Regions from separate parts of the Mus musculus genome. Here region 2 is linked to region 1. A link is a loop called in an ENCODE intact Hi-C map of the cell type or tissue named here. Cell type or tissue: heart. All regions are shown on one strand. Links, peaks and the distances in the headings refer to the core of each region. The heading gives the core; the rest is flanking DNA. Region 1 holds the start of Slc43a2 (solute carrier family 43, member 2). Region 2 overlaps Ywhae (tyrosine 3-monooxygenase/tryptophan 5-monooxygenase activation protein, epsilon polypeptide).

Evidence for each region. Hi-C counts contacts between places; a loop is a spot of excess contacts. Peaks named below come from ENCODE experiments on the same cell type or tissue, not always from the same donor. Only the 100,000 strongest peaks of a DNase experiment are listed, where the experiment ranks them.
Region 2: a loop joins it to region 1, with 3 times the contacts of the local background. A loop is called at or near these places in 2 of 42 quality-filtered maps.

The regions. Positions count from the first base shown.
Region 1 is chr11:75,524,754-75,535,564 of GRCm38, reverse strand. It overlaps Slc43a2 (solute carrier family 43, member 2), which reads right to left and starts at 3,453. Exons shown (of 14, transcript NM_001199283.1): 1 at 3,151-3,453; 2 at 2,777-2,977. The coding sequence starts at 2,936. Scarf1 (scavenger receptor class F, member 1) reads right to left here. Exons shown (of 11, transcript NM_001004157.2): 11 at 8,985-10,195. The coding sequence ends at 9,369. In heart, for the core only: a CTCF peak has its summit at 4,017; DNase peaks (open chromatin) are centred at 2,744, 3,494, 3,894 and 5,024; H3K4me3 peaks cover 2,408 bases; H3K27ac peaks cover 2,300 bases.
Region 2 is chr11:75,739,296-75,750,106 of GRCm38, reverse strand. The region is part of intron 1 of Ywhae (tyrosine 3-monooxygenase/tryptophan 5-monooxygenase activation protein, epsilon polypeptide); the gene reads right to left. Among named protein-coding and RNA genes, the nearest start is that of Ywhae, 12 kb to the right of the region's middle. In heart, for the core only: a CTCF peak has its summit at 4,539 (motif pointing left); no DNase peak of the experiment used is centred there.

The sequences.
Region 1 (10,811 bases), core at 2,729-5,228:
ACGAATTCACACCATCAATCTTAAAGACAACAAAAAGCTGTGACATTCGACTCTCCATCAGCTGTATACAGGTCAGCTCTTTAAAGGCCTAAAGCGATCCACTTAGCCATGCACCAGGGCTGACGATGTTGGGCCACACTGCAAACCTTGACCTTAGCTTTACCAGACACTCCCAGTCAAGGAAGCGCAGAGGTTTCTGGCCCCAAAAGTCAACAGGTTCCCGGGACTCCACACAGCCAGGAGGCTGGAGAGATAAGCTGTGTAGAATCAGCAGGCCTCCCCAGCTAAGGATGCTAGGTCAGCGCGTTTGCCAGATAATCAGAAAAGCCCAAATCAGACACAGGAGCAAAGGCACGGCATAAGAAGTTGATGTTCAACCCATGATCCTGACCCTTTCCCCTTCACTCTGGTTTGTGGGAGTGACCTTCAAGTCTCTCAAGGGCTTAAATACCAACTCAGCGCTCGGCTGGCGAAATCCCTGGACTCCCCTCACCCAAAGGAAGGAAGAAGACAGCGTCTCCCCAGGAAAACAGTTTCCAGCCCCAGGGCGCCCATGCCGTCCGAGAGATTGTATAAAAGTGGACAATCTGATGTCACCAGTGCCATGAGTCAGAAAAAAAGAAAAAGAGAAAAAAAAAAAAAAGAAAAAAGAGAAGAGAAGAGAAGAGAAGAGAAGAGAAGAGAAGAGATAAAATCTGACCTCAGGATGAGGTAGTAAAAGCTTTGCCATAGGCTGATGTTTTTTTTTTTTTTCTTTCTGTTTTTTTAAATCCCCAGTGTATCCTGTAACAAAGGCACAAAAGAGAGCCAACACTCCCACCTGTTCCTTTCAGAGGGGCCTTTAATCTCCTGACATCCCAGAAGCAAAAGAGAAAGCTTGGTCAGGGAACAAGGTCTGACTCTCAGTCTCTCAAGATTTCTTGCTGATGTGGGGAAAGACCTGCCAAGAAACCTTAGGCTATTAGGAAACATTTTTGAGTGCTAAAGGCTAAAGGTTGGTTATAAATGATAGGCTTTCTGCCCTCTCCCAGGTGGCCTTTGGTCTCTCCCTTTCTCCCACCTTTCTCCTCTCCTGCTAAGCTCTGTACACTAAGGATCCTCTGGGCAGATCAGAGAAGGGAAGTGAAGACTAACTGACTCGGGTCCAGGCAGTGGGAGCAGGTCCAAGGCTTTCCCTTCCTGCTAAGAATGAGAGGCTGGGTGAGGCAGTATAGGCTTGTCAGCCCACCACTTAGGAGAATGAGATGGAATTATTACAAATTAAAGGCTAGCCTCAGCTACATAGCAAGATCCTTTGTGAAGAACAAAAGACCAAACAACCTTACAGACAAAAAAATTTTTAGAGCCGGGCAGTGGTGGCGCACACCTTTGATCCTAGAATTTAGGAGGCAGAGACAGGCAGATTTCTGAGTTCGAGGCCAGCCTGGTCTACAGAGTGAGTTCCAGGACAGCCAAGGCTACACAGAGAAACCTTGTCTCAGGGAAAAAAAAATTCTTGAGAGCCCAGCAATAATGGTGCACTTTGATCCCAGGACTCAAGAGGCAGAGGCAGGTAGATCCTTGAGTTTGAAGCAAGTTTGGTCTAGGGGTTGAGTTCCAGGACAGACAGGGCTACACAGAGAAACCCTATTTTGAAAATAAAATAAAATAAATAGCAAGCCCACTTCTTAGAGATGACACTCAGGGCGTGGAACCTCTTGCCACCAAGTCTGTCAACCTGAGTTTGACCTCATAAATTCACATAGTGGAAAAAGAGTGTCAACAACCAAAAGCAGTCCTCTGTCATCGACAGCAGTCCTCTGTCATCGACAGCAGTCCTCTGTCAGTCATCCAGTTCTGTGGCCCCCATAAATGAATAAAAAAATGTAAGAAAAAATTTAAAGTAAAAAAGTAAATGAATAGGACTCTAGAAATAAAAAAGACATGCCAGCAGTGACCTACAGAGTCAAGCCTGGGTACGGGGTGGGGCAGAGACAAGAGACAAAGGCAAGAAGCAGTTCTTACCAAGGATGCCTAAGAAGGGGAGAGGATGGCAGCTGACTCGGCCCCACTGATGACCCTACAGCAACCAGGGTATGAAGACAGGAGTGGCAGAAGGAAGGGTGGGGGTAGTGTGGGCCAGCCTCAGCCTGCCTGCAGTCTGTCCTGGAGAGTCTAAGCATCCTTCTACCACTGTCTCCCTTCCTCTTCCTCCCTACGATGTTTTGAAAGCCACTGAGATGTTCTCACAGTTCAGGAGAGGAAATGGCCTTTGGAGAATCATAAAGCAGCAAAAATAGACAAGAAATTCTATCTTGGCAAGCCTTTAAGGGGACTCCATAATGGCCTGACTTAAAAACATGTAGGTCTAGATGAACCTTCCTTCGGGTGGAGGCGAAGCCACTTCCTCTCTCCTGCTGCACCCCGGCCTATGAGAGTTCCTCTTTCTTACACATGTTTTTTTTTTTTTTTTTTTTTTTGCAAGGCAAGCAATGCTGCAGGCCCTGGAAGACCAGAAGGCCAGCAACGTTCCTGACTGCACGCAGGAGTCTATTAGTCTATTAGTCTACAGCTTGGGCAAATGGAAGACTTGTCCCAGCCTCAGTTTCTCCATCCACAAACAGGGACGATGATAATGATACGCACCCAGAGAGCTGGATGAGGATCAAATGGGCTTTTTGGCACTTAGAGGCGCTGTGCAGCAAGCAGGCATAGCTGGCTTACATCTTCACCACCAACCGCCCTCTCCCAAAGACCCACTCCAGAAACCTGCCCCCGACCGAGGCGCCCATCTCACCTGGCTTCGTACACAGGTAGGAGTAAAAGCCCTCGGACTTGAGCATGATGAGCAGCGAACCCCAGCCCAGGAGGACTGCGGAGAAAAGGAGGTTTTCCAACACAGCGGTGCAGGCCATCCACCAGCGGCGCCGATGGGCAGTGGCCAGGGTGGGCGCCATGGTGCGGTGTGGCGGTGGTCGGGCTCCGGTTCTGCAGACACCTGCGCGCAGACCTCAGCTTCAGCGGTGGCTCTACCCAACCCGTGTAGCCGCTGGCGCACAGCCTGTCAGTCCCTTGCAGCCCAGGCTATAGGTGCCCGCCGCAAAAGAAAAGAACCCTAGCCCTGTCAGGGACCTGGGCCACCCCGTACCCGCAGCTACCTGGTAACGCTACCTTAGGCCACAGTGGAGCCCCGCTGGCCAAGAGGAAAGGCTTCTCCCTTAGTTCACTCGGAGGTAAACTGAGGCATGGCAGCTGGAAAAGGGCTAATTATGCTCAAGGACGTGGAGCGGGTCCTGATCCCAAGCAAGACTGAACAGCCACTTTGGGGGCCGGAAAGGGAGGCAGCTCGTAGTAAGGTCACCTGAGCAGAGGCTCACCTGAGAGCTGCCACTCCCAGGGACCCTGACAGGCTCCCGCCCGCCCGCACTCGAGACCCTTCCTTAGTGCTTGTTCCTTCAACCACAAAATCAGCACAGGGAGCCCCGAAACGGCCCGCCCACGGCGCTTTCATTGGCGGGACCGCACAGGAACTGCCGCGCCATTGGTTAGTGTTTAGGTCGCTAGGCGCTACCGCCACGCGAACCCCGCATGGGAGAGGCGAAGCCGGTTCAAACCGGCGGCGCGAGCCAACCGCGCGACCCCCGTGTCGGGCTGTTACCCCGGCGATTAGCCCGTTTCCATAGAAGCGGATCCCGTCCCTCTGTCCTCCTGGCCTTTTTCGTTACGTCTCCCTCCCGGTGTCGTCCCTCTGACAAGTATGCACCTTCCCTCCAACCCCTGCCTGCGAGCGGCTTCAGGTTCTCGCACCCTCGTCTGAGACCCGGATCCTGGGAGTCCAGCTCACCCGGCTCCTACCAGTGTGTATCGGGCCCGCCCGGCGCCTTTTCTGTCCCCTTTATTTCCAGCCCTTTTATTCCTATCCTAAGATGAAAAACACTGCCGCCCGTTGATTGGCTGAGTGGGGCTGGAAACAGGCGTCGGCCAATCAGCAGCTACCCACCCGCCCCCCGGCGAGCAGAAGCCGGTTCCGGCCGGACTTGGAGACAAACAAGAGGAATGGGGGGGCTGGGGGGCGGCTCGGGCAGGCCCAGCTCTACCCAGTTAAACTGGAGTGCCCCTCGACCCGGTGACCGCCGCGGGCATCGCCCCACGCCCTTCTCGTTGCCCTCTTCCTTGTCAAGTTCATGGGTCAGCGTTTCAGGGAGTCTTGGTCCACAGCGAGCTGGGCTCCAAGCACCGTGCGGTTCGGCCCGCAGTATAGACCACCGTTCTCGCCCGGAGAGAACCAGGGCCGGATGCTCCAACTCCGCAGGCCATTACCGCCCTTTTGTGCTGTTTCCCGGCCTGCTCCTTGGGCTTTGTGTCCGGGCTCCTCGCTGCCTAGCCCCCGTTGTCCTATCCAGGCGCTGTCTACGGGTATCAGAACACCCCGACCCAGGTCGTGGCATAATTACCGCATCCCTGCTAGATCTCCCGACTCACCGGGTCCTTGCCTGGAATCAGGTGCCTCCTGCCTGGTCTTTAATCGGTGTCCCTTAAGGGTCTGTAGTCAGGATTTTGGACTAAGAGCCCCTGGTCCTCCAGTTGTCGCCATCCCCATCCCGCGCCCTCTTTTCTCGGTGCCTTCAGAGACCGGTCAGTGTTCAGGCCGGTCACCTTGGCATGCCCTGCCCTCCCACTTTCCCAAACGACTCTTTCATGTGGCTGGCACACTTTCTCGTCCACCCTTCTTCATGCTGTGAGCAATCCCGAGCACCTAGTTAGTCTAAGTCTGACTTTGGAGAGCGCGATAGATCACTAGGGGTCCAAAGAGCTCCGTCCTTTCTGTATCATCAGCGGAGCTGCGCTGCTCTGAGGACCTGCTTGGACGTGGAATGGAGCCTCAGCACGAAAGATTTGGCTGTCCGTCCGAGTCTCCCTGACGAGAGGCACTAACCTCCCCTCAGAAAACACTCGGTATCCCTCAGATTCTCCACACTTCAAGAGCCGGCTTGCTTTAGAGCTAAGGGTGTCCCCAGCAGCCTGACTCAGCTTCCCTCAGCTCGAGTGCGCCCCCTGGTGCCCAGAACCTTCGCCAGCCATTCTGCTAGTGCATGCTCTCCCAGACTTGGTCTAGGCTTGCTGGTGGGTTTGGGGGCCTGATGACCTACTGTGCAGAAATCTCATAAGCTCCAAATTGGACCTACTATCTGCCAATAGATTAAGCCCTTCAATCCTTTTCCTAAGCAATCTGCTTGAGGACCTTCTCCAGACATATATCTAAAATGTTCCCTCCCCCTCTTCAAATAAATAGTGCCCCCTTCTCCCTCAGATTGTGTGTGTCTGTGTGTGTGTCTGGGGAAGTGTTGAGACAGGATCTCACTATGTAGCTCTGGCCATCCTGGAACTGGCTATGTAATCCAGGCTGCCCTCTGCCGCCTCGTGCTAGGGGGCTCAAAGGCACCCTACTGAGCTACTAACATGTAATGATGTTAGACACTGTGAACTAAACATTTAACACAATAGTTAATGTTATCTACTGTGAGCCTTGCCCCTCCCCTGCCCCCACTGCACCAGGATAACCTGGTGTCCTGTTTATCTTATCTGCCCATTTCTGTCCCTGGGACACAACTACTCATCCATCAATCTCTGCATCACATATCTACCCCGCAGTGAATTGTGGGAAATGTAAACCTGACCTTGATAAACCTGACCTATTGCTAGATCCCGCAGAAACTCTTTACCTTGTTCTTCAAGATAAAGTTCAAGTTCCCCAACTGACTGGACCATGCTGCTTCCTCCTCCCCATTTCCCACTGGATGCTCCCCTCTGGGGAACTGCTGTGGCTCTGGCTTTGTGCTGCTCTCGCTAGTGACCCTCCCTTGGGCAGCACCTCCTCTGGGAAGCCTTCCCTGGCCACTCTCTATATTGCCTTTTGCTTTCTTTGTCTGCTGACCGTAATGCCTTATAATCTGTATCCCCATTTCCCGCTGGCTCTGAATTTCTTGGGGGCAGGCATGCCTCAGTCCTAGGTGCCCAATATGAGTCCTGGAAGGAAAACACATGAGCAAGTGAAAAGCACCAGGTTCAAGGACAGAAGATCGCAGGGTGCTGGATAGGATCAATAATAACTGCCTTTACTGATGGCTGAACTTGCACTGGGTGCTTTTACACTGCATGCTACTACTCCATCCCTACAACTGCCCTGGATACAGCCGTTATCCTTACATTCCAGATGAAAAACTGAGGGGCTAGGTGGCTTGTTCAAATGAAACAAGAAGTCCTTGAGTCCTGTTGAGATGAAACTACCACTCCTTCTCCTCTTCCTTCTCATTCTTCTTTTTTTAAAGATTTATTTATTATATGTAAGTACACTGAAGCTGTCTTTAGACACTCCAGAAGAGGGCATCAGACCCCATTACAGATGGTTGTGAGCCACCATGTGGTTGCTGGGAATTGAACTCAGGACCTCTGGAAGAGCAGCCAGTGCTCTTAACCGCTGAGCCATCTCTCCAGCCCTTATTTATTTATTTTCCTTCTCGATCCGGCCCCGCTAGCTCAGCCTTTATTCTTCTTCTTTTTAAATTGAGAGTGCCCAGGCTAGACTTCCAGGACTTTTGGCAAGTCTTAAAGAAATAAGTCAGGAAGACAGCCTTGCCACATGAAAACAACACAAGGCTCAATAGGCCATCAGAAGAGAGGCCAGGAAAAGTGTAAGAAGCACACATATATGTATGTATGTATACACATACATATATGTATGTGTGTACCGCACACAAAAAGTAAAGAAAGCCAGTCAGATTGAGGAGAGCAGAGAAGGATGACTGCTGCCCCATTTGAAATTGTGAGTCCAAGCCAGGCGTGATGGCGCACATTTAATCTCAGCACCAAGGAGGAAGAGACAGGCACATAGCCCAGTCTACACAGAGTTCCTGGCTAGTGCCAACCTGGGTTATCCAGTGAGACCCTGGTCTTTTTTTGGCTAATTTGGTCTTTTTTTTTCTTTTTCTTTCTTTCTTTTTTTTTTTTTTTAAAGGCAGGGTTTCTCTGTGTAGACCGGGCTGTCCTGAAACTCACTCTTTAGGTTTTTTGTTTGTTTGTTTTGTTTTTTTAAAGATTTATTTATTATGTCGAAGTACACTGTAGCTGTCTTCCGATGTACCAGAAGAGGGTGTCAGATATCATTACAGATGGTTGTGAGCCACCATGTGGTTGCTGGGACTTGAACTCAGGACCTTCGGAAAAGTAGTTGATGCTCTTAACCACTGAGCCATCTCTCCAGCCCGAAACTCACTCTTTAGAACAGGCTTGCCTCCAACTCAGAGACTATCTCTGCTTTCCAAGTGCTGGGATTAAAGGCATGGGCCACCATCACCCAGCTGACACCCAGGTTTTTGTTTTGTTTCATTTTGTTTTTAAAGAAAGATTGTAAGCCAGGTCACACCTATAATCCCAACACTCAGGGGAACAGGAACAAGTGGATTGCCTTGTGTTTCAGGGCTGCCTAGGATATGTACTGAGATCCAGGTCAGCCTGAGCAACAGAACAAGACTATTTCAAAAACAGAAAGAATTTAATAATCACTTCAAAGGTCTGAAAAGAACCCCACCTTAGAATGTAGAATGAACATAGTACAACGATATCTTTTTATCTTTTTTTTTTTTTTTTGGACAGGGTTTCTCTATGTAGCCCTGGCTGTCCTGGAACTCACTCTGTAGACCAGGCTGGCCTCAAACTCAGAAATCCTCCTGCCTCTGCCTCCCAAGTGCTGGGATTAATGGCATGTGCCACCACTGCCCGGCCAAAGATATCTTTTTTTTTTAATTAATTTATTTATTATATGTAAGTACACTGTAGCTGTCTTCAGACACTCCAGAAGAGGGAGTCAGACCTCGTTACAGATGGTTGTGAGCCACCATGTGGTTGCTGGGATTTGAACTCCAGACCTTCAGAAGGGCAGTCGGGTGCTCTTACCCACTGAGCCATCTCACCAGCCCCCAAAGATATCTTTTTTAAAGTTTACAAGTGTTCTGACTAAATGTATGTAAGTCACCTGGAACTAGAGTTGCCAAGATGGGAAGCAAACTTGGTCCTCCTCAAAAGCAGCAAATGATCTTTTAAGTTAGGTTGTTTGTTTTGTTTTGTTTTTGAGACAGGGTTTCTCTGTGTAGCCCTGGCTGTCCTGGAATTCGCTCTGTAGACCAAGCTGGCCTCAAAACTCAAGTGATCTGCCTGCCTCTGCCTCCCAAGTGTTAGGATCAAAGGCGTGCACCATCACAGTCTGGCATTAAAAAAAAATTTGCCGAGTAGGAGTAAGAGCCTGTGCCCGGTCTCCAGCACCAAAGAAACAGCCATGGATGGCAGGAACTGCTCTGTGCTCTCCAACCTGTTAGTGACTTTATACTCTCACCTGCCAAGTTCTTAAATCTTTAAGGGTATTTCATATGTATGTGTGTTTTGCATGCATGAGTGTTCTGTAAGCAACTTCACACCTGATGTCCTCAAGAGGCCAGGCTTTGAGTCACCGTGTGGTTGCTGGGAAGCAAACCCAGCTCCTCTGAAGGAGCAGTCAGAGCTCTCGCCCCCTGAGCCATCTCTCCAGATCTGCCTAGCACATATTTTTGAATAACGTATCTAGCCTCTGTGTAGAAACCAACCATAAGAAATCTCTTGTTCGGCTGAGCTGATGTGTAGCTCGCTTGGTAGCATGCTTGCTTAACCATGCATGGAGCTCTGTGAAAACAGACAACTCAGGTGGTTCAAGCCAGCACTGGGGAAGTATAGACAAGAGGATCATAAACTCAAGGGCAATCTCAGCCACAGAGCACGTCTGAGAGCAGCTCGGGCTGTAAGAGAGACCCTGCCTCAAAAAAGGATGGCTAGTGCGATGGTTAGAACCACTTAGGTCACAGGCCCCAGTTCTATCTCTAGACTCATGAGGTGATGAAGGAACCACCGAGAATTGACCACTGACCTCCACGGGCAGGTTGTGGTACACACTCTCCCCCCAAATAAATTAATTAATTAATTTTCTAAAAGAAATATTTGTTTAATCAATCTTTATCATCAAACATTTAGGTTGTTTTCCAGTTCAGAAAAAAAAAATGTTTTGAAGAGATGGAAAAGAATAGTCTCAGGACAGAATTCAGAACAATGGAGGAAAAGCCCTGTCGCCGTCTCCTCCTTCCTCTGACCTTGGTCTCCGCTCAGGCCTTCCAATCCCACCTAGGGCCAGACCCACAACCAGCTGGCCTCTAACCCTTGCCTCTTTCACGGCAGAGTTTCTGTTTAGTCTGTCACAGCTATGGCATCATTTTCAGGCACAAAGCCCAATCTGGTCCACAGCAGCTTCAGCATCCCGCTCTCCCTGCATCCCCATCCACAGGCTTCCCGGGAACTCACCAAGGTCCTCAGTGCTGTGGCGGCACGGACATGGGCACAACATTCTCATACAGGGGCTCCTCTTGCTCCTTCTCTTCCGCCTGCTTCTGGGAATCCTGTTCCAGGGAACTGCCTCCAGCGTCTGGCTCCTGGACAGTCCCTGAGCTCTCAATGCCATCTCCCAGACCTCTGGGTGTTTCCTCTGGTCTAACTGCGGTGGACTCCATGGCCTGGGAGAGCACAGCACCTGGAGCTGAGCCAGCGCTGGCCTGGTTCCGACCCAGAGATCGGCGCAGAGGCTTAGGGATAGCACTCTTTACTTTGGGATCCATCTGATCTTTCTGGTAGTTTCCCAAACGACGAAAGACAGACCAGACAGGACCCTCAGGTTTCTGAGGTGTCCCTGCCAGCATATAGATAGTGGCCACAGATCCTGAGCTCTCCTGGATGCCTCCATCAGTGGTCTCCGCACACTCAGCTACCATCTGGCTACCAGGTGGAAGTTGGCCGTGACTAGTGGCAGGATCTCCAGAGCTTGTGGCCGTAGGAGCATCCTCCTCTGTGTTCACTTGCTCTGGGCCTGTAGACTCCTCCGCCTCCTGCCCTTCAGGACGGGGTTGAGCACCTCTGGAGAGTCTCTTGGGTTTTCGTATGGGGCTGGAGAGATCCCCAGAGCTTCGGCCATTCTGTGGTGCAAACTTCGTGCCTTCAGCAAAGGAGACGGATGGCCTCTTGGCCCTAGCCAGGCTGGAGGTACGTGGAATGGGGAATGGTGTGGAGGCATCCTCAGGGGGAGGGAAGGAGCCTCCAGGAAGGCTGGCTTCTGGTGACTCTTCTTGGGCCATAGGGACCATCTCTGGCAGGGGAGAAAACAGGGGAACTTCAGCCGGGGACACTGCTCTAATCTTTCCAGAGGCCTCAAGATGTGGCAGGGAAGAGTGAGGCAGGGGAGAGACTGGTGTAGTAGATACCTCTCCTTCGCTCTTTTCTCTTTACCCATCCTTGCTTTGATCCACTGCACACTGCATTTTATCCAAAACACCATTACTACTGCCGAATTTTCGCTTAGCCAATTCCTACTGATTTGGTTAGACACACACAGCTATTACTAACAGGCACATTCCTTAAGCCCAGTTACCCCAGGCATGGGTAGCTTCAGAGTCCCTCCTTTTTGTTTGTATGCCCCACTAAAGCATGACAGTTGTGGCTGTCCTCTGAGCCTAGCAACTACCATGTTGGAGTGTTCACCTGTGCACTTGGAAAAAGATGATCCCAGCTGGGTTTGCTGACTGTTTCCACCCCCTCATGGAGAGATGGGTTAAGAGGCATTTACCTGAGCCCCCAGCCCTCCTGATGACCTGTTGTATGCAACTCTACCTTAATTGCATGAGGCCTATGGGGAGGGGCCAGAATATATAAGCTGCAGAATATATAGGAGAGGAAGGCTTCATCATGTGGCTGGGTAAGCCCAC
Region 2 (10,811 bases), core at 3,557-6,056, 210 kb before region 1:
TAGATGCTTTTCAAAAAAAGCTCCTGTACTCACTTAAACCTATTAGATAGTAACTACCATTGGGATGAGGACTGGCAAGATAGCTCCTTGGGTAAGAGCACTGCCAGATGTCTGGCAACCTGATCTCTAGAAGCCATGGTAAAAGCCGAGAACTGACTCCACAAAGTTGTCTGACATCTCCATGCACACATGTGCACACACACATCCACACCTTATTCATGCTTGCAGGCACATACAAAGAAACTAAAACCAGGATGAAAGCCTGCTTTGTCCATCAGTATGTCTCCTTCACTTGGGAGAAAGCAAGGATTAAGAAACTGTCCTTAATCTGCATTCACCTTGGAAATCAGGGAGAACAAAACCTCAGAACACACCCTCAAACCTCCAAACCAAATGAGAGCACCCTGTAACATAGCCAATAATCACGTTGTATAAACCAGTCTGAGCCCCTTGATGATGAGAGACAAAGATTGTTCCAGACCACCTTGCAAATCACAATCAAAACAAAGCTCAACCAGACCACACCCCAACCAGGTTGTACCTTACCCTAATTCTTCCTCTATTTAAAATGCCTATCAGTAAGCCGGGTGTAGTGGTGCACACCTTTAATCCCAGCACTTGGGAGGCAGAGGCAGGCGGATTTCTGAGTTCCAGGCCAGCCTGGTCTACAAAGTGAGTTCCAGGACAGTCAGGGCTATACAGAGAACCCTGTCTCGAAAAACCAAAAAAAAAAAAAAGCCTATCAGTACTTCAAAGGGAGTGATCTTGAGGTCACTGGACACTACATGTCCCTTTTCCCAATATGAATTTTGGGGAAAAAATATCATTTTGCCTGGCATACTGGGCAAATGGATGACCAAACTAGCCTCTGCAGGTCAGAGCTTGATTTATGCCACACACACTCCAGTTAGACACTAAAGTTCAACTATGTTGATTGTATGAATGAGGAGGCATGTAAATGTTAGTGCAAAATAAGGCATTCATACAACGTGAATCTTTAAGAGGAGTAATTAGAAAATGTTTGCTGAGAGTTCCACATGAGCAGCAGCCTTCAAATGGATTCTACAGGAAGTTACTAAGCCCCCAGGTGTTGTTGAGTTGCTTTCAAATAATTCCATGAAATTCACACAAACTGAAAGAAACCAATACAATGATCAGGTAGGCAAAATTAGAACTATTACTAAATATAGTAAACTCATCAATAATTTAATAACAATACTAAGCTTTATGGAATTTTATGATGTAAGGTCTTATGTTCCCCTAGGCAGGCTTCCAACTCCTTATCCTTCTTCTCTCCATCTCCCAAATGCTGGAAATAGATATAGGTATGCACCACCACAGGCAGCTTGAATTTTAAACAAACCAGTCTTCTAAGTGAAGAGAGCTCATGCTGCTGTTGATATCTAGAACAGAAACCGTTTTTTTCACCTAAAGCATCCTGCACCTCTTATATCACACTGACAAATACTCTAGTGAGGCAACAAGTATACACCATAACACACACAAAAGAAATCCAAGGTCTGGAGAGATGGCTCAGAAATCAAAAGCACTGGCTGTTCCTCCAGAGGACCAGAGTTCAATTCCTAGTACGCCCATGGCAGCTCACAGCAGACACAGATGTGGTGTATAGATATGTGGGCAAAACATCTGTACACATAAAACAGTAATAAATTTTAACAAAAATGCAACCTGCCAGGAAGCAGAGGTGGGTGGGTTGGGGAGCAGGGCGGGGGGAGGGTATAGGGGGCTTTGGGAATAGCATTTGAAATGTAAATAAAGAAAATATCTAATTAAAAAAATGCAACCTGAGCACTGGAGAGATGGCTCAGTGGTTAAGAGCACTGTCTGCTCTTTCAGGCCCCGAGTTTAACCCTGGTGGCTCACAACCATCTGTAATGGGATCTGATGCCCTCTTCTGATGCAGCTACAGTGTGCTCACATACATAAAATAAATGAATACATTTTTAAAAAGAGAGAGAGAAAAACGCAACCTGAATTATCCCACCACTTCAATGCTGGCACAAAGATGATCAGATAAATAAATTTTTAAGAAATTAATAAAGGCAAGTACGTAATAATCAACTGGTAAACTCAGGCTAAAGTGGAAGGAGAGACTCCACAGGTTCACACCACAGCAAGTGTTCTGAGCATTGACAACATGCCTGCTAAAAGCAACCCTTAGAAGTTAGGTATAACAATGCTCTGTGTATATACTCTGCTTCCAGTTTTCTAACCCACACTATGCTGAGGTCCAGTGCACAGCCCTGGATCAGTACCTCTGATGATAAACAGAAAAGACCTTCTGACTTAACATCCTCATTCCCTTCCTGTGGTTTTCTTTTGTTGAGACGAGGTCTCCTGCTGCCCAGGCTGGCCTCAAACTCACTTTGCACTATGATGGATGACCACTGATCCTCCTGAGTGCACATAGCTCTCTGCTGGGCTTACGCAGCCCTGGAGATTGAACAGTTTCATGCATGTCTGGCAAGCACTCTACCACCCGAGCTACAACTTTAGTCACACCATTCTTTTCAGCTATATTTCCTTCCTAACTACACTACTTGATAGCTGACATGGTGCTGTACCTGTACTTGAGACTGTAGGTGCAGGTGGATCAGTTCAGTGTTACCTCCAGCTACAGAGGGCATTTGATGTCAGCTTGAGCTACATGAAATCCTATCTTTAAAAAAAAAAAAAGCTGGAAGAAAGCTCAAAGGTTAAGAGCACAGATTATTCTTACAGATTGGGCAGCTCACAACTACCTGTAACCACAGCTCCAGGGAATCCAATACCCATCTGAGCTCCTTCGTCGCCTGCATATACACATAAATAATATTAAAAAACACAACAAAACTGCTTTGGCAAGGTACCCATGAAATGACTCCTCACAACCACCTGTAATGAGATCAGATGCCCTCTTCTGGTGTGTCTGAAGACAGCAACAGTGTACTCATACATAAAATAAGTAATTCTTAAAAAAAAAAAAAAAAAAAAAAAAAGTTAATACCCACTGACCAAAAAGTGCATGATAAAGCCATGTGTAGTCGATCATGCCTATAACCCCAACATTATAAAACTAAGGCAGAAAGATTGACATGAGTTCAAAGCCAGTCTGGGCTACTCCATAAATTCCAGAACAGTCAGGACTATTAAAAAATGGATGCCAGCCGGGCGTAGTGACGCATGCCTTTGATCCCAGCACTCGGGAGGCAGAGGCAGGCGGATTTCTGAGTTCCAGGCCAGCCTGGTCTACAAAGTGAGTTACAGGACAGCCAGGGCTATACAGAGAAACCCTGTCTCAAAAAACAAAACAAAACAAAAAAGCATGCCATCTCAAAAAAATTTGAAAAATGTTTTTTTTTAAAACTGAAAAACATTCGAGGCCAGCCTGGTCTACAGAGTGAGTTCCAAGACAGCCAGGACTGTTACACATATAAACCATGTCTGGAAAAACAAAACTGAAAAACAACTGGGTGCTGGTGCAAACACCTTTAATACAGGCCCTAGGGAAGCAGAGGCAGGTTGAACTGGAGTTCAAGGACAGCCTGGTTTCAGGGGAGCCAAGATTACAAAGAAACCTTGGTCTCAAGAAATAAATAAAAATAAAAAATAAAAACTTAAAAACAAAAACAAAACTGGGGGCTGGGCATGGTAGCACATGCCTTTAATCCCAGAACAAGTAGACAGAAGCAGATGGATCCAGCTAAGGCTATAGTAAGAGCCTGGCTCAAACAAACAAAAACATGTTTAGAAGGTCGGGTAGGAAGGAATTTAGAAACTATCAACTAACAGAAATGTAGAGGCAGACACAGAAAGAATGATAGGCATCAACCAGCTACAGTGAAGAGAAAATTAGTATAAAGTCTGTAAGGTATACAAAATAAAAACAAATAGCTGGTTCTGAAGAGAAGTTCCAGAGGCTAAGCAGCTGGGTGTGGTGGTACACAGCTGAAATCCCTCCAGTATTAGCAAACAGAGTAAGAGGACTTAAGTGCAGCCTGTGCTCCAGGAGACAGTCTCAAAAGGAAGATCACCAGCTTAGTCACCAAAAGGGTAAAGTCACCTGGTACAATCAACTGCATATCCACAAATAAAATAAGTTTAGATGCAGATCAAATCCCAGAGTTTAGTAAGTGATGTATCTGAGAAACAATGGGTCTTGACTCCAGGGAAGTTTTCTTTAGGGTAAAACATCAAAGTATTCTTTTTTTTTTTTTTTTTTTTTAAAAGATTTATTTATTTATTATATGTAAGTACACTGTAGCTGTCTTCAGACACACCAGAAGAGGGCATCAGATCTCATTACGGGTGGTTGTGAGCCACCATATGGTTGCTGGGATTTGAACTTCAGACCTTCGGAAGAGCAGTCGGGTGCTCTTACCCACTGAGCCATCTCACCAGCCCCAAAGTATTCTTAAATACTATTCTTATTCTTAGTAAAACCAGAGAGACAGGTCTGTGGTTAAGAAGCATTCCCTGCTCTTCCAGAGTTCTGTTCGCAGCACCTACATCAAGCAGTTTACAAGTGCCAGTAATTTCTGCTTCAGGATATCCAACACCACCCTCTTCTGGCCTTATGGACACACACAGTACATACATGCAAGTAAAGTTTAAATTCTCTTGATATACTGAATTGCTGAATACTGTTATGAAAACATTGTGTGCATATAGCATCTATTTTAGTAAGCTTTTTCATTTGCTAATCTTGACTTGCTGGCAGCTACCCTCAAATAGCTGCCAAATAATTTCCTCATCTGTATACTAAGACATACAAAAGTAAAATAAATAAACACTATCACTAATAACCAACATTTAATTCTAGGTCTTCAGATGAAGGAAAGAAAATTGGAAGATCGTTATTTATGTCACTTGTGATATGACAAGAAAAAATACTAAAACAGGCTAAGAAAAATATTGGCAGCATTGTGAAATGAAGGTAAGTCAGAATCATTAAGAAAAATGTAACACAGCCCTCAGTAAGGCAGAGACATGTAGATCTCTGAATCTGAGGCCATCCTGGTCTAGAGTGAGTTCCAAGACAGCCACCAGGGCTACACAGAGATACCCTGGGGGGAGGGGGCGAGAGTGAGAGAGGGTATGGTTATCGGTCACCAAGAAAGGAGGAAGATTCCATAACCTCTGTTCATCTGTTCACACATCTCAAAACTACATGCCAAAGCTATCTATTGCAAAGAAGGGCTGGAGAAGTGATGCAGAAATTAAGAGCAGTTGTCCTTGCAAAGGACTCAGGTTCAGTTCCCAGCACCCACACCGAAGCTCAGACATTCCCTAACTTCAAGGGATCCTAACAATCTTCTGACCTCCAAAGATACACACACACACACACACACACACACACACACACACACCGTAATATAGCTATGAGAATCAATTAAGTTCCTGAAGCTTAATTCTAGCCATGTATCTGTTGTTTGAGATGTTGGATAACTTGGGTTAGCTTTGAATTCTGCTATCTAGTAGAAACTGGCCTCTTGCACCTACAAAGTGCTAGGATTACAAGCATGCCTGGTACCCAAGGATGAGCTCCAAAGAGGGCACAGGATCCTCTGCAAATGAAGTTATAGATAGTTTTAAGCCTCTACAAGAGTAGTGGTTATCAATAATCCTGGGTCTTCCACAAAAGCATTAAGTGCTCTTAACTGCAGAGCCACCTCTCCAGTCCATTTGTTTATTTTCTTTCTTTCTTTCTTTCTTTTTTTTTTTTTTTTTTTTTTTTTGGTTTTTCGAGACAGGGTTTTTTTCCTCTGCGGAGCCCTGGTCATCCTGGAATTCACTATGTAGACCAGGCTGAGAAATCCGCCTGTCTCTGCCTTCCAAGTGCTGGGATTAAAGGTGTGTGCCTCCACTGCCCGGCCCATTTGTTTATTTTTGAGTTGGGTGATTGGGTAGCCTAGAATTTTCTATGCAGCCAAGGATGACACCGATTCCTGACCCTTTGCCTCCACCTCCTGGGTCGGCTTTTATAAAGCTTTAAGTTCAGCCAACATAATAGCACAAGTGAGGCAGAGGTATCAGAATTAGCAAGTCCAAAAAAAGAAAGAAAGAATTTCAACCTGGGCTAATTAATTGAACCTACTAGTTCAGTTTCCACAACCCACATGGAAGAAGGAAAGACCTTCCACAAGCTGTCCTGAGTTCCCTATGTTCACCATCATTATTGTGAGAGTATTCATCATACACAGATTCACAAAAAAGGAAAATGTTTGATTATCTTTAATTTTTTTTTGTTTTTCTAGACAGTTTTTCTGTGTAGCCCTGTCTATCCAGGAACTTACTCTGTAGACCAGGTTAGCCTTGAATTCAGAGATCTGCCTGACTCTGCCTCCCAAAGGCATGCACTACCACCCAGCTCCACCTTGGGTTTTTAAAACAACTTCTCTAAGTGGTAAGGTTCAACAATTAGGCTATGACAACTGGTTAGGGAGCCCCAGGGATTCATCAGTCCCTGCCTCCCAAGAGAGGATTACAAACATGCTGGAATGACAAGCAACAACTGAGTTTTTAACTGGATGCTGGGATTTAAACTCAGTGTCTGTGATTGTATGACAAGCACTTGACAGACTGATCTATCTCCCCAGGCCCCCAAAGCAATTTCCACATTATAAAATTAAAAACTAAGAATAGAGCTTCAGTGAGAGGACCAGCAGTTCAAGGCTGACTAGGTTATGAAGCAAGTTCAAGGGTAGCCTGAGTGTGCTCCATGAGACCTTGTCTTGAACGGAGTGAAGGGGGAAGGAAAGGACTGGTATTTACAATACTGCACAAACATCAAATGTGAAGTGGTACAACACACCTGACTAAATACAGTAATTTGTCCTCACTTAACTCTTTTATTTATTTTTTGGCTTTAAGTGTAAGTTTTTTTTAATACTTATTTACTGTATGTATTCTCCAATGTATGTATGTGCACATAATGCATGTAGGTGTCTGTGGAGACCAGAAGAGAATGAATGTCAGACTCCCTACAACTGGACTAGCAGGCAGCTGTGAGTTGCTTCATGGATGCTGGGAACCAAGCCTGGACCCTCTGCAAGAGCAACAAACATTCTTAGCTGCTGAGCCATGTCCCCAGCCTAGTCTTCATTTAATATTTACCTGGAAAATGTGTGGTGCCTGCTTTGCAGGGTCGTTTCTTTTTTCTTGAGGTCAGATCTCACTATGCAGCTCCAGCAAGCTTAGAACTTGCTGTTTATTTAAACCAGGCTGCCCCCCAACCTAGAGATCCCCTCAATCTCTAATTCCAAAGTGTTTTGATTAAAGGCATGTGCCATCAGCCAAACCATGTTAAGGCATGACAGAATAACACTTAAGAATGGTACTTAGGGGCTGGTGAGATGGCTCAGTGGGTAAGAGCACCCGACTGCTCTTCTGAAGGTCAGGAGTTCAAATCCCAGCAACCACATGGTGGCTCACAACCATCCATAACGAGATCTGACTCCCTCTTCTGGAGTGTCTGAGGGCACCTACAGTGTACTTACATATAATAAATAAATAAATCTTTAAAAAAAAAAGAATGGTACTTAGGAAACAGAGAATTAAAGATGTATTGTGGTAGTCAACAGTTGTCTTTTAAGACAGAGTTTGTGACAAGATCAGACTATGTAGCCCAGGCTGGCCTTCAATTCAGAATTCTCCTACCTAAACATCACAAATGCTAGAATTACAGGTATAGTGCAACATGACTGGCTGAAAATGACTGTCTTTTTGTTTTGGGGTTCTTGCTGGGTTTTTTTTCATTGTTGTGGTGGTGGTGATGATGGGTTGGTTTGTTTGTTTTTGAGTCAGTCTCAGACTGGCCTGCCTTTAACTTACTATGTAGTAGTGATTATCCTCCTGCCTGAGTGCTGGAATTACAAGTATGTGCTACCATGCCCATTTTATGTGGTGCAGGGAATCATCTGGGCAAACACTACCAAGGTTTTGTTAGTAGAGTGGCATCTTATGTCACTACCAACTAGGAGAACCAACAGGGAACACACTACCCTGCCATTCTATTACCCTGCACAGAGCAGAGACCACTGTCAATAATTAGGGACAAGGTCTCTCTGTGTAATTCTGGCTGTCCTCCAATTCACTATGAAAACCAAGCTGATCTTAAACCCAAAAGTCTGCCTGTGTCTGCCTCCTGGGTGTTAGGCTGTAAAGACTGCACCACCACACACAGCTTCAGACTGACTCTACACATACTAAAAGTAATAATTCCAGTCAGACGTGGTGATCGGGAGAAAGATATCTGAGTTCAATGTCATTCTGGGCTCCAGGAAAAAAAAAAAAGGTTGTGGTAAAAGATAAGAGCTCTAGAAACAACATGATAAAAGAGAACAAAGAGAAGTCACCTGACCGCTACACTCTGCTACACATGCCCATCTCTACAAAAATTAATGTAATTTTAAAAGGTTAAATTTCAAGGTCATAAACCAGGAAACATATGTTGATGATTAAATGGCTGAGCCAGAGTATGTAGCCATATGTGAAGGTCTAGCATATGTGAAGGTTCAATCCTCAATACAGAAGAAGAGAGGGAGATGTGGAAGAGGAGGAAAAAAAATAAGGAACATCATGGTAATTCTGTTTTCTACATAAAAGCTGATGGTTTGTTAACTTAATTATATCCATGTTCATTTGTATTTTGCCTGCAAGTATGTGTGTGTGAGGGTGTCAGAGCCTTGGAATTGGAGTTACAGATATGAGCTGCCATGTGGTTGCTGAGAATTGAACCCAAGTCTTCTAGAAGAGCAGCCAATGCTCTTAACTGCTAAACCAACTCTCCAGGCCCAAAATCTGGTATTTTTGACAGCATAGTACAAGAAAGTCGACAAATGTTTATGGGCAAAGTTCTGAACTTAGGGTACTGCTGCCACCTCTAACCAGCTCAAAGCAGACAAAATAAAACAGCATATTTGACTCTAATACCATAATAGAGCTAGGCATACCAGCTAGCTCTATTATCAGCAGCTACCATATCCCTGACTTTTCCCATTCCCACTTAAGAGAGTGAGACAGCTTCCAGAGCTTCAATTTCCCTTTGGTCTATATTATTTTCTACCAAATGCAAAATCTGAAGAAAGTCAAAGTTCTCAGGACATAGACCTACAATATCTGTGGTGAGAGAACAAAGCTTAGGAAATTTTCTTTAAGTGAGGAAACTAACCTGGGTATGGTAGCATATGCATGGAAACAAGACCCATGTCTCAAAATAAAAATTAGGCCAGGCATAGTGGCAGATGACAGCAGAGACAGATGGAGCTGTGAACTGAAGACCAGTCAGGGGTACACAGTAAGACCCTGTCTTAAAAGAGAAACTATCGGGGTATGGTAGAATATGTGTCATTTTCCACTGCTTGAGGCTAAGTGACAGAATAATTCAAGTTTGAAGCCACCCAGGACCACAAAGCAAGTTGCAGGCCAGCCAAGGACACAGAGACCCCCTTGTCATCACCAAAAATAAAAGACATAAAAACGGACTGGGAGTCAGCTTAGTTCATCAAGTACTTAAGGTACAATGTATGAACTTGAGTTCTATCTCCAAAACTTAAAACACACACACACACACACACACACACACACACACACGAAAACTGGTAATATCAAATGGCAAGTTCATGCCAACTTCTGGATTTCATGATAAATTTTGAGGACCTCTTTGTCATAACTTGCTTTTATTTAGTGAGCTTAAACAAGCCCCTGGAACTGTTCCAATAGGCCTTGTTAAGTGTTTAGTTACAGTATGAGCTCCGTCTATAAAGGTTATGTGGGCAACTCCACCCACCAAATTGGATATAACAGTACTTAACTGTAGCAAACTAGCCACATTGTGGTGCTGCTACTCACAACGCACTGATAGATTCTACTTTACAGTTATCTGGGCTATCTGAAATACTAATTACATGCCCACCAGTGCCCCTCCAAAAATGTTCCACATGATATTTAAGGACATTTCTATAAATGAAAGGATATGGGAGGGAGTATTTTAGAAATACTCTGTATTAATGTGTGACATTCGCCACACCCCAGAGACACTGATATTATAAAGGGTAGATTTTTGTTTAGTTTTTAAGATTTTAAATGATGAGCCAGGTGTGGTGGCGCACACCTTTAATCCCAGCACTTGGGAGGCAGAGGCAGGCAGATTTCTGATTCAAGGCCAGCCTGGTCTACAAAGTGAGTACCAGGACAGCCAGGGCTACACAGAGAAACCCTGTCTCAAAAAACCAAAAAAAAAAAAAGATTTTAAATGAGGAATTGGATGTGCGCTGTGAGTATACTAAGGAGGCCAGAGGCCTATGTTTAAGCCCTGGTTGGCCTGGAACTATGGATCCCTAAGAGTTCCCCCTGCCTCTGCTTCAAAAGTGCTGGGATTAAAGGCTGTGCTACCATCCTCAGCCTCAACTAGGGCTTTAAAGAAAAACAAGAACTTTGCTTGGCACAGCCTTCCAGTAACCTACTGCTCAGGATGCTAAGATAATGTCAAGTTTGAGCCTAGGTTGAGCAACAGTGAACCTCCTTTACAAGGGGAAAAGGGGCGATATGTCTTCATTGACAAGGGGAAAAGAGGGATATCATGGACCCTGAATGTAAGCAGGCCACATAAATCCCTCATTCATTATGCCTTGAAATGGAACTTTGAAATAAAGAGCAGGTTTCTATACAAAAATGCTAAGATACTTTACCTTCAGATAATTCATAAGCATCAATAGGCTCTGGAGATCTAGAGACATCATTAAGTATCAAAATACTGCTACCTAGCCTGGGCTACACATCAAGACCCATTCTCAAGAAAACAAAAAAAC